Linked DNA regions of Homo sapiens: region 1 is linked to region 2. The links are chromatin contacts, found by Hi-C or POLR2A ChIA-PET in ENCODE. All regions are on one chromosome and are shown on one strand. The core of a region is the stretch at or near the end of the contact, and the rest is flanking DNA. Distances in the headings are between cores, read along the strand shown.

Region 1 (4,463 bases), core at 830-3,329, 420 kb before region 2:
CACTCCTGAGCCAGCGAGACCACAAACCCACCAGAAGGCAGAAACTCCGAACACATCCGAACATCAGAAGGAACAAACTGCGGAGACGCCGCCTTTAAGAACTGTAACACTCACCGGGAGGGTCCGCGGCTTCATTCTTGAAGTCAGTGAGACCAAGAACCCACCAATTCCGGACACACTTATACAACAAGGTGACGGAGTTCCATCACATTCTCCATCCTCAGACTTACATCTTTAAGCAATGTATGTGATGTTTCAGGATTTTGTTTCATGGATTAGATTTCTTGTTTTCCAGACAGAAACAGTAATCTTTACTATTACGGGTTCCTAGATTAAAGGTTATGACACTTTAATGAGATGAAGTTTGGTGAATACTTTGATTTCCTCAACATGTTGTAAAAGTGAAGTATTATGTTGATCCAAAGATATCAGTAAGATATTCACAATTAATGCTTTATACATTCTGAATTTTTCCTAAACAAAGTTTGCTGATTTTTTTCATCTATTTAAGTCTCTGAAGGAAAATGAGTTTAGATAATTCCTAGAAGCAGATACTATATGTTTATCTCTTTTCATGTGATAGGAGTTATTTTGTAAATCCGTTCATAATTTAAATGCTCTAGGGAAGTGTATTCTCAAGGGAACTTTATTGTGGATCATCATGTAAAGGAAAAATTATTATATAGTAAATATTATTCTCTATATCCATATGGGAACTTTCTGATTTACAAGTTATTTGAGTTCCAAAAGGAGCTTATTCCCTTTGTGTGTTCCCAAGGAAGTATAACCTGAGTGAGCCCAGGAATCTGTGAGAAAATAAGCTGGCAAATACTAACCTGATCCAAGTAAGTATTTGGACCTGCTTAGATCTCTGAGCTATTATTGTTTTGTATAAGATTAAGTCTAAATGACATATTCTTTACAATTGCTTAGAATAGGTTAGTCCAGCTCCAAAGTTCATAGCAACTCATTATTAACCAAAGTAATTCTAGTCCTTCTCGCTGAGTGGTTTCTCCAAACTCTATAGAGTGAGGCAAAACTATTTATCTCCCATGGGAGAATTTTGGTAACCTTATCCCTATATCCCATACACTTCCCTAGAAATTCTTAATCCCCCCCAAACCTTTAAACTTTCTAGAGATGTAGTAGGAGGGGCAGTTGAAGATTTTCTATACACATGTAACCATTATGAAAACGTTCATTCAATGGCAGTTAGACTTCCCCCCCGCCACCCCACATGCATGGATACCTGCAGCTAGGCCCCTGATTCCTGCATTACTAAGAAAAGAATTAGGCAGTGGTCATTCGCTGAAGAAATGGCATATGGCATAAGTCGTTTATGCCCACTATAGATTAAAAGGTCATAAATCATATCACAGAAGCTGGATACTTTTGGGAGTGAAAGTGGCCAAATTAAAAGTTATGTTGGGACAACTAGCACAGTTAGGAGCCCACAGTGTTTTAGCCGGGAGTGCTTCCTCCTATTATCCGTCCCCACAGTTCCATTGTATCAGTAGTTCTGCCAGGGCAGGACAAGTCATGAAAACCCACAACTTCACTGCTGAAAGGGGGTGATTCGATAATTTGATGGAGCAGAACATAGAAAAACCCCATGCCCTTAGGTGTGGTCAAAACAGTGACAATCTCAGGGGCAAACAAGCAGGGAGAATAAACATCATATGTAGCCTGAAGTTACAATTCAGAGTAGAAAAGAACTGGCAGATTGGCCAGAAATTTAGCAGGGAGAATTGGAAAAGGATACTATCATAGTGAACTTTGGTAAGCTACCACATATTCCTAGAGGTCTGAAAGGCTGCACACATACTCTGGGGAAGACCTAAGGCTTTGGACACACAGAGAGAAGATAAGAGAGAACAAATGGAAAGTAAAAATCAAAAAAACACTTGTAAACTGCCTGAACTTTGAGTGCATTCTACAACCCACACACACGTATATATCAATTAGAGGCGTTAGCATAGTGGCCCTAGGTGTTTAAGTACAACCTGTGACTGATCGTTGGCTGACCACTAAACTGTGTTAACACAGGGGAAAGTCCCAGCTCAAAAACGAAAATGGAAATTACACAAACTGAGCAGAAACATCAGCAGCGGCACAGCATGGGGAAGAGAGGCTGCACAGAGTTATGTTAGGCAAGTCCTAAATAAACAAACACAGCAATAACAGCAACAACCCTCAACAGGGAAAAGTCAGAAGCCAGAGTTGCTGTAATATGCTATATAAAATGTCAATTTTCAAGAAAAAAATGAGACATGTAATAAACAGGAGTGTGACTCATACCCAATTTAAGAAGTGGTTAAAAGAAAGTGTCTGAAGAAAAAAAAAGAAATTATATTTGGGTTGAAGTGGAGATAGCAGATGTTAAACTTAGCAAACAAAGAGTTGAAAGCACTATTATAAATATGTTCAAAATAATAGGAAATCATGTTAAATAATTAAAGTATTACTATAATTACCCTTTAAATAGAGAGTATCAATATAAACATAAGTGTTATTTTAAAAGGAACAAAAATTCTGGAGTTAAAAAATATTATAATGGAAATTAAAAAATTGCAAGAGAATCTCAACAGAATATTTAAGATGGCAGAATAAAGACACAATGAGATTGAAGATCAATTAATAGAAATGGTCTAATTTGAAGAGAAAAGAACAATGAAAAAATGAGCAGAGCTTCGGAGACCTGTGAGAGACCATCAAGCATACTAACATATGTGTAATGGTAGAGAAGAGGAGGAAAGAAAGAAAGGGCTCAAAAATATTTGAAGAAATAATAGCCAAAAACTTCCCAAATGTGATGAATAACATTAATCTACACATTTGAGAAGCACAAAAACTCCATGTTGGATAAACACAAAAAAAATCTGTACATAGACACATTATAGTCAAACTTTTGAATGAAAAAGAGAAAATTTTGACAGTAACAAGAAAAAAAAGACTGTTACATACAGGAAAACAACACTACGATTAACAGCTTACTTCTCATTAGAAACAAAGCCAGGAGGTAGAGGGATGACGTATTCAGTGTGCTGAAGGAAAAAAAGGGAAAATGTCATTTAGGAATTTTATATTTAGCAAAATTGTTCTTCAAAAATAAATATAAAATAAAGATATCCCAAATAAACAAAGACTGAGACAATTTGTTGCTAGTAGACCTGCCTTACCAGAAATACTGAAGGAAATCCTTTAAGTGGAAATGAAATGATAAAAATGTATCTAAAATTCACCTAAACAAAAGGACCTCATCACGTCATTATTTAGGTAAGTATAGACATGATATAAACATAAAACTAAATTCTGTTTGAACAGAAGGAAGGATATAACAAAGATAAGAACAGAAATCAATGAAATAGATAATGAAAATAATAGAGAAAATTAATGAAACCAAAACTTAGTTTTTTGAAAAGATCAACCAAAACTTAGTTTTTCTTTTGCTAGACTGATCAAGGAAAAAGGAGAGAAGATGACAGATTACCAAAATGAGGAATCAGAGAGAAGGTATCACCACCAACCCCACAGAAATGAAAAGGATTATGAGGTATAGTTATAGTTAATACTATATTATAAACAAATAGTATAACCTCATAATCATTCTCATTTCTATGGGGTTGGTGGTGATACCTTCTCTCTCATTCCTGATCTCATACTATACTATGAACAAATATTATAACCTCATAATCCTTTTCATTGCTTGATAGTTAGAAATACAACCTGTGACTGATCATTGGTTGACCTCAATTGTCATTGCTTAACAATTAGACAATTGTTAGCAACTGGACAATTGTTAGCAATTAGCTGGATAAAATGGACTATCTTAGAAATGCGCAAATTACCAAAACTGACTCAAGAGGAAATAGAAAATATGAACAGACTCGTAATAAAAAGACATACAATTTATACAATTTATAGTTAGGAGAAAATCCTAGATGTAGATGACTCCACTGGTGAATTCTATCCAATACCAGTATTTCACAAACTTTTCTAGAAATAGAGCAAGAAAGGTCATCTTTCAATTATTTGTACAATATTACACTGAGAGCAAAGCCAGACAAAGACATCACAATGAAAGAAAACTGCAGACCAGATTCCCTCATGAATATAGACACCAAAACTCAACAAAATATTCACAAACCAAATGTGGCAAAGTAGAAAAGCATTATACAGTGCTGACCACAGAGGATTTATCCCAGGAATGTGAGTTTCACTTAACATCCAATAATTAATTAATGCAATATAGCATATTAATAGAATAAAAGAGAAAACACATGACCATTTCAATAGATGTACAGAAACATTTGAGAAAATCCAGTATCCATTTGTGATATAATCTTTCAACAAAAGGAATAGAAGAGAACTTCTGTAACCTGACAAAGGGCATCTATGAAGAACTTATAATGTATGTAATGATGAAAACCTGACCGATACACTCCTAGGATCGGAAAAGAGGC
Region 2 (4,672 bases), core at 2,066-4,565:
CTAGGCTAAGCTAGGTGGAAAAAGAAGTGTTAATGTGGCATAATAGCAGATTGCCAATAGTTTGTTTCTACAAAGTAATGAATTTAACCACGGAATTACTGCATGTTTTCACCAAGAACTCCAGCTGAACACACAGCTTTTCCAAAGCATGAGAAATTTCTTTATTCTTATTTTCAGCCTGAGTTTATCACCCCAGTGGTATTTTTAACATTTTATTTGTTTTTAATTTTTGTGGGTACATAGTAGGTGTATATATTTCTGGGGTACATGAGATGTTTTGATATAGGCATGCCGTGTGAAATAATCCCATCATGGAGAACGGGGCATATATCCTCTTAAGCATTTATCTTTTGTGTTACAAACAATCCAATTACCCTCTTTTAGTTATTTTAAAATGTACGATTAAGTTATTATTGACTATAGTCACTCTGTTGTGCTATCAAATAGTAGGTCGTATTCATTCTTTCTATTTTTTGTACCCATTAACCATCCGCACCTCCTCCCCAGTGGTGTTGACAGTATTGTCATAATTATTTCTGCTGGTAATGTTAGAAAACTTTGCTTCCTTGTTTTTTAAATCCACCCTCATTTTTTAGACAACATTTAACTATAAAACATATTTATTAGTTCGGTTTGTTGAAGCAAATAAATGAAGCAAATTTGTTATATTTTGGAACACAATATATTTTTGCAGGTTACACACCCCAACCTCCCTCTCTCTGGTCTTGTCATTACTGATGATCTGTTGGGCCTATTGGTGCCAAGTAAGCACTGATAAATATTAGTCTGTGGCCTTTTATGTCTGTTATCCTTGCCCAGCCACTAACAAGGATGCGACCTTGAGCAAGTCAGTTCCCTTCATCTCTTCGTCTGAAAAATGAGGGGGTTGAAGCAGATGAGCTTTTAGGTCTTTTCAATTTAGTCCCCGTTTCTATGACTCAAGGCAAGAGGGTTTATTCTTTTTAAATTCAGTTCAGCAGATTATCAGCCTAGTGCAAACTTAACGTGCAAGAAGTCATGGCCCACTATAGGGTACTCAGAGTAAAAATTGTCTCAGCTTTCAAAGGGCTTATGAAGAAGGAAGACAAATTACACAAATAACCATTCTAATTGGTAGAATATGCAAAGGGAGTAGTACAGAATGTGCTAATAATATTTAAGAAGGGCACTCTCCTTTGTGAAATGCTTCATAAATGAGGTGGCATTTGGATGGCCCTTGAAGAAGCTACATGTAGACATTGAAAGAAAGGAAGAAATACCATGAACATGGTAGGAAAGAGTAGGACTTTGCTGGAGCGTAGAATGGAGTGTAGAGATAAGAGTGAGAAACTAGATTGGGCTACATTGTAGCAGCTTTGAATACCAAACTGAGAAGTTTGAATTTAATCCAATAAGCAAGGAGGACTGTAAGCAAAGAAGTGATATGTTTAGAAGGGCACTTTAGAAAAATTAATGTAATGTTTGTGTGAAGGATGGACAAGAGGTAAAGAAAAACTGGAAAAGTGAAACCAGTCAGGAGCTTTTCATAGATGTCCTCACAGTAGGTAGCAAAGGGAGAAATAGGGGCTGGTATAGAAAACAGGTATTGATTCAGGAATCACAATCAGAGTAGAATCTACAGGATTGGGTAGCTAATTGGATATAGGAAGAAAAAAAAAACGGAAGAATTGAAGATGACTCCCCAGCTGTAGGCCCACGTAACTGGATGAAGAGAATACCAATGGCAGGAAATGGGACGTCTAGAGAAGGAACAGATTTTAAAGGAAAGACAATGAATTAAGTTCTAAACTTTCTGAATTAGAAAAGCCTGTGTAGTATTTGATGGCGATGTGAACTTCTCAAAGTTAGAGACCCTGTTGTATTCATCCAGGTGCCTCATAGATGCTATATAAACACTGAATGAATGGACAAAGGAACGAATGAACCAATAACCAGCTGTTATTTAGAATGTGGGTGTGCAGCTCTGTAGAAAAGCTAGAACTAAAGATAGCAATGTGGATGCTCTCCATGGAGAAGTGATTGTTGAGGTCAGGGAGGACTGGGGTAGACAAAGCCTGAGGAGAGGATCTAGAGGAATGTCTACATTTAGAGAACAGAAGAAAGAAAATAAGCCAGTGAAGAAGGCAGAATAGCAGACTGAGGTATAGGGGAAAAAATAGGGTAATTCGGTGTCCTCAGGGTTAGAGCCTATGGAAGAAAATGGAGCCTTTGCAGTGAAGGACAGAGGGAATGCTCAGAACATGCCCAGATCAATGGGTGTCACTAGAATACATTAAGAACTAAGCAATAAAGAGAGAGACTGAAATGAAATCAAGAATATCAGAAATGTGGTAAAAGTACACAATGGAACACTATTCAGCCTTCAAAAAGAAGGAAATCTTGTCATTTGCAAGAACATGGATGAATCTAGAGGTCATCCATGATATATGGGGAAAAAATAGGCTTTTTTTTGTACTAGAAAAGCCAGGCACAGAAAAACAAATACCACGTGACCTCACTTATATGGGGAATCTATAAAAGCTTAATTTATAGAAGCAAAAATTAGAATGGTGGCTGCCAGACGCTGAGGAGACATCAGTCAAAGGACACAAAATTTCGGTTAGACAGGAGGAATAACTCCAGAGATGTACTGTACATCCTCATGACTATCGTTAATAAGAATGTAGTATATATTGAAAATTACTGAGAGTAGGTTTTACGTGTTCTCACCATGAAAAAGTGATAAATACATGAGGTAATTCTTTTTTTTTTTTTTTTTTTTTTGAGATGGACTCTTGCTCTGTTGCCAGGCTGGAGTGCAGTGGTGCAATCTCGGCTCACTGCAACCTCCGCCTCCCGGGTTCAAGCGATTCCCCTGCCTCAGCCTCCTGAGTAGCTGGGACTACAGGCGTGCGCCATCACGCCTGGCTAATTTTTTTGCATTTTAGTAGAGACGGGGTTTCACTGTGTTGGCTGGGATGGTCTCGATCTCCTGACCTCGTGATCCTCACACCTCGGCCTCCCAAAGTGCTGGGATTACAGGTGTGAGCCAGCACACCCAGCCGGTAATGCATATTTTAATTAGTTTGATTTAGCCATTCCACAATGTATACATGTATCAAAACATGTTTTATACCATAAATATATACAATTTTTATGTGTGAATAAAAAATAAATAAATATAATAAATGAAAAAAAAAAGAAAAGGATACTAGAAGAATCAACTGTGGGAAGGTTGAAGGACACTGTTTCTACTTCCTTCCCCCACTGTCACCCACAACTCAGCTTCTAAGTCAGAACCACAAAATCAGCTCCGCCCGCACTGACAGGGTACTGTTGATGTCCCAGGCTGCACAGGCAGTTAGGTGAAAGCACTGAAAATGGAGCCTGGACAACATCCTCTCCATTCTCCCTTCCGTACCTCGCCATTCTCTGGTGCAAAGATGTAGAACCAAACAACCAACCTCTCACTCAAGTCCCAAAGTTCTTTCCTATCAAAATAAATAATTGCCATCACCATCACCTGTTCATTTAACAACCTTATTTTTGTTTTTTGTCTGATCTAGATGCAGCCGCTCTCTGCTCCCTGCCCCAATGAACATCTGCACTAGGCCCAAGCCTTGGAGTAATTTACCTGAAGAGTGACACCATTGATTTTGAAACTACTGTGAGTACATTATGTCTCCAATAAAAGGCTTCTTAGTTCACTTTGTTTAATACACACACACACACACAGAAAATTGTGAAAGCAGGCAAAATTTTAGATGGCTTCATTTCTTGGATCAGCAGGGTAACCAGACTCAGTCCTGAGGTGCCCACAGCGGTTCTCAACTTCCCGGCTGCAGTGCACACCATGTGCATTATCATTCCCTCCTGGCCAGATGGCTGTGCTGAGCTGTATCTGAGCACACCTTGCAGGGACTGGTGCTGTTCTGCTTGGTCATCTGTGCCTCTATGTACGGTGGTGGCAGCTTCTCCTAATCTGTTTGCTTCTCATCATCCTTCCGTGCCACTGTTGAATCTCATGGTAGCTTGTCATTTCTTGCCACCCTGGTCAAATCTGTGACCAGCAGCTTTGCTTGGTTTTATTTACCTGTTGTCTGAGCTGCAACCCATGCTGTTGTCTCCTTGCTGCCCTTCCCTTGGAGCTCTGGCCTCCTTCCACCACATCTCTAAGCCACTTGTATCCAGCTCACCTCTGCTCTCTGGATGTATGGGTCTGTGTAGTTGATTTAGTTCCCGCCATGCAAGGCATTTATGTAGGAGAAGTAGAGACCTTGCAAGGAAAAGTACAGAAATAATTTGGGGTAGGGGATATGATACCTATGGGAAAATACTGATGAAAGTTTGATATCAAGTATTCATTAATCATTGCTGAAATAACAGATGAATATATGCTATTTTCCAATAGAAAAGCCAGTCATTTGAATTATTTAGAAGTTCTGCATGCAAAGTAACTTAATTACACATTTTAAAACAATAACTAGTTGTTATATTCACAAGTTTTCCTATATGTTATGAGGCAGGTAATGGGATGGTGTTTTACAGACTTCTATGTTACTGGAAAACGCTAAACCTGGGAGACTAACATCCCTCTTAGGCTTCAGGTAGGATATTTACATTCATATTTCTATGTCTTTAGCTATTCTGGTATAAATCAAACCTAAAGGGATGAAGCCAGAGTTTTGCTTTA

The links. Hi-C counts contacts between places; a loop is a spot of excess contacts on that map. ChIA-PET counts read pairs that join two places held with the same protein, here RNA polymerase II (POLR2A). Pooled maps may share reads with other maps.
Region 1: a loop to region 2 is called in a map of heart right ventricle, with 2.6 times the contacts of the local background. The contact joins two enhancer-like sites. A Hi-C loop is called at or near these places in 5 of 168 maps with a recorded cell type or tissue (GM12878, PC-3, heart left ventricle and 2 more), 7 of 37 single-sample maps with no recorded cell type and 5 of 50 pooled maps. POLR2A ChIA-PET finds 5 or more read pairs at or near these places in 2 of 52 experiments (BJ and WTC11).

The regions. Positions count from the first base shown.
Region 1 is chr3:114,807,572-114,812,034 of GRCh38, reverse strand. All of the region lies in intron 4 of ZBTB20 (zinc finger and BTB domain containing 20), which reads left to right. Among named protein-coding and RNA genes, the nearest start is that of ZBTB20-AS3, 63 kb to the left of the region's middle. RefSeq lists an enhancer at 1,965-2,144. Within about 2 kb of position 2,079, at least 3 of the 41 ENCODE cell types and tissues checked have a DNase peak (open chromatin) inside an H3K27ac peak, as active enhancers do.
Region 2 is chr3:114,387,979-114,392,650 of GRCh38, reverse strand. ZBTB20 (zinc finger and BTB domain containing 20) reads left to right here. Exons shown (of 12, transcript NM_001348800.3): 8 at 3,546-3,646. ZBTB20-AS1 (ZBTB20 antisense RNA 1) reads right to left here. Exons shown (of 9, transcript NR_038993.1): 9 at 3,673-4,255. Among named protein-coding and RNA genes, the nearest start is that of ZBTB20-AS1, 39 kb to the right of the region's middle. Within about 2 kb of position 3,315, at least 2 of the 41 ENCODE cell types and tissues checked have a DNase peak (open chromatin) inside an H3K27ac peak, as active enhancers do.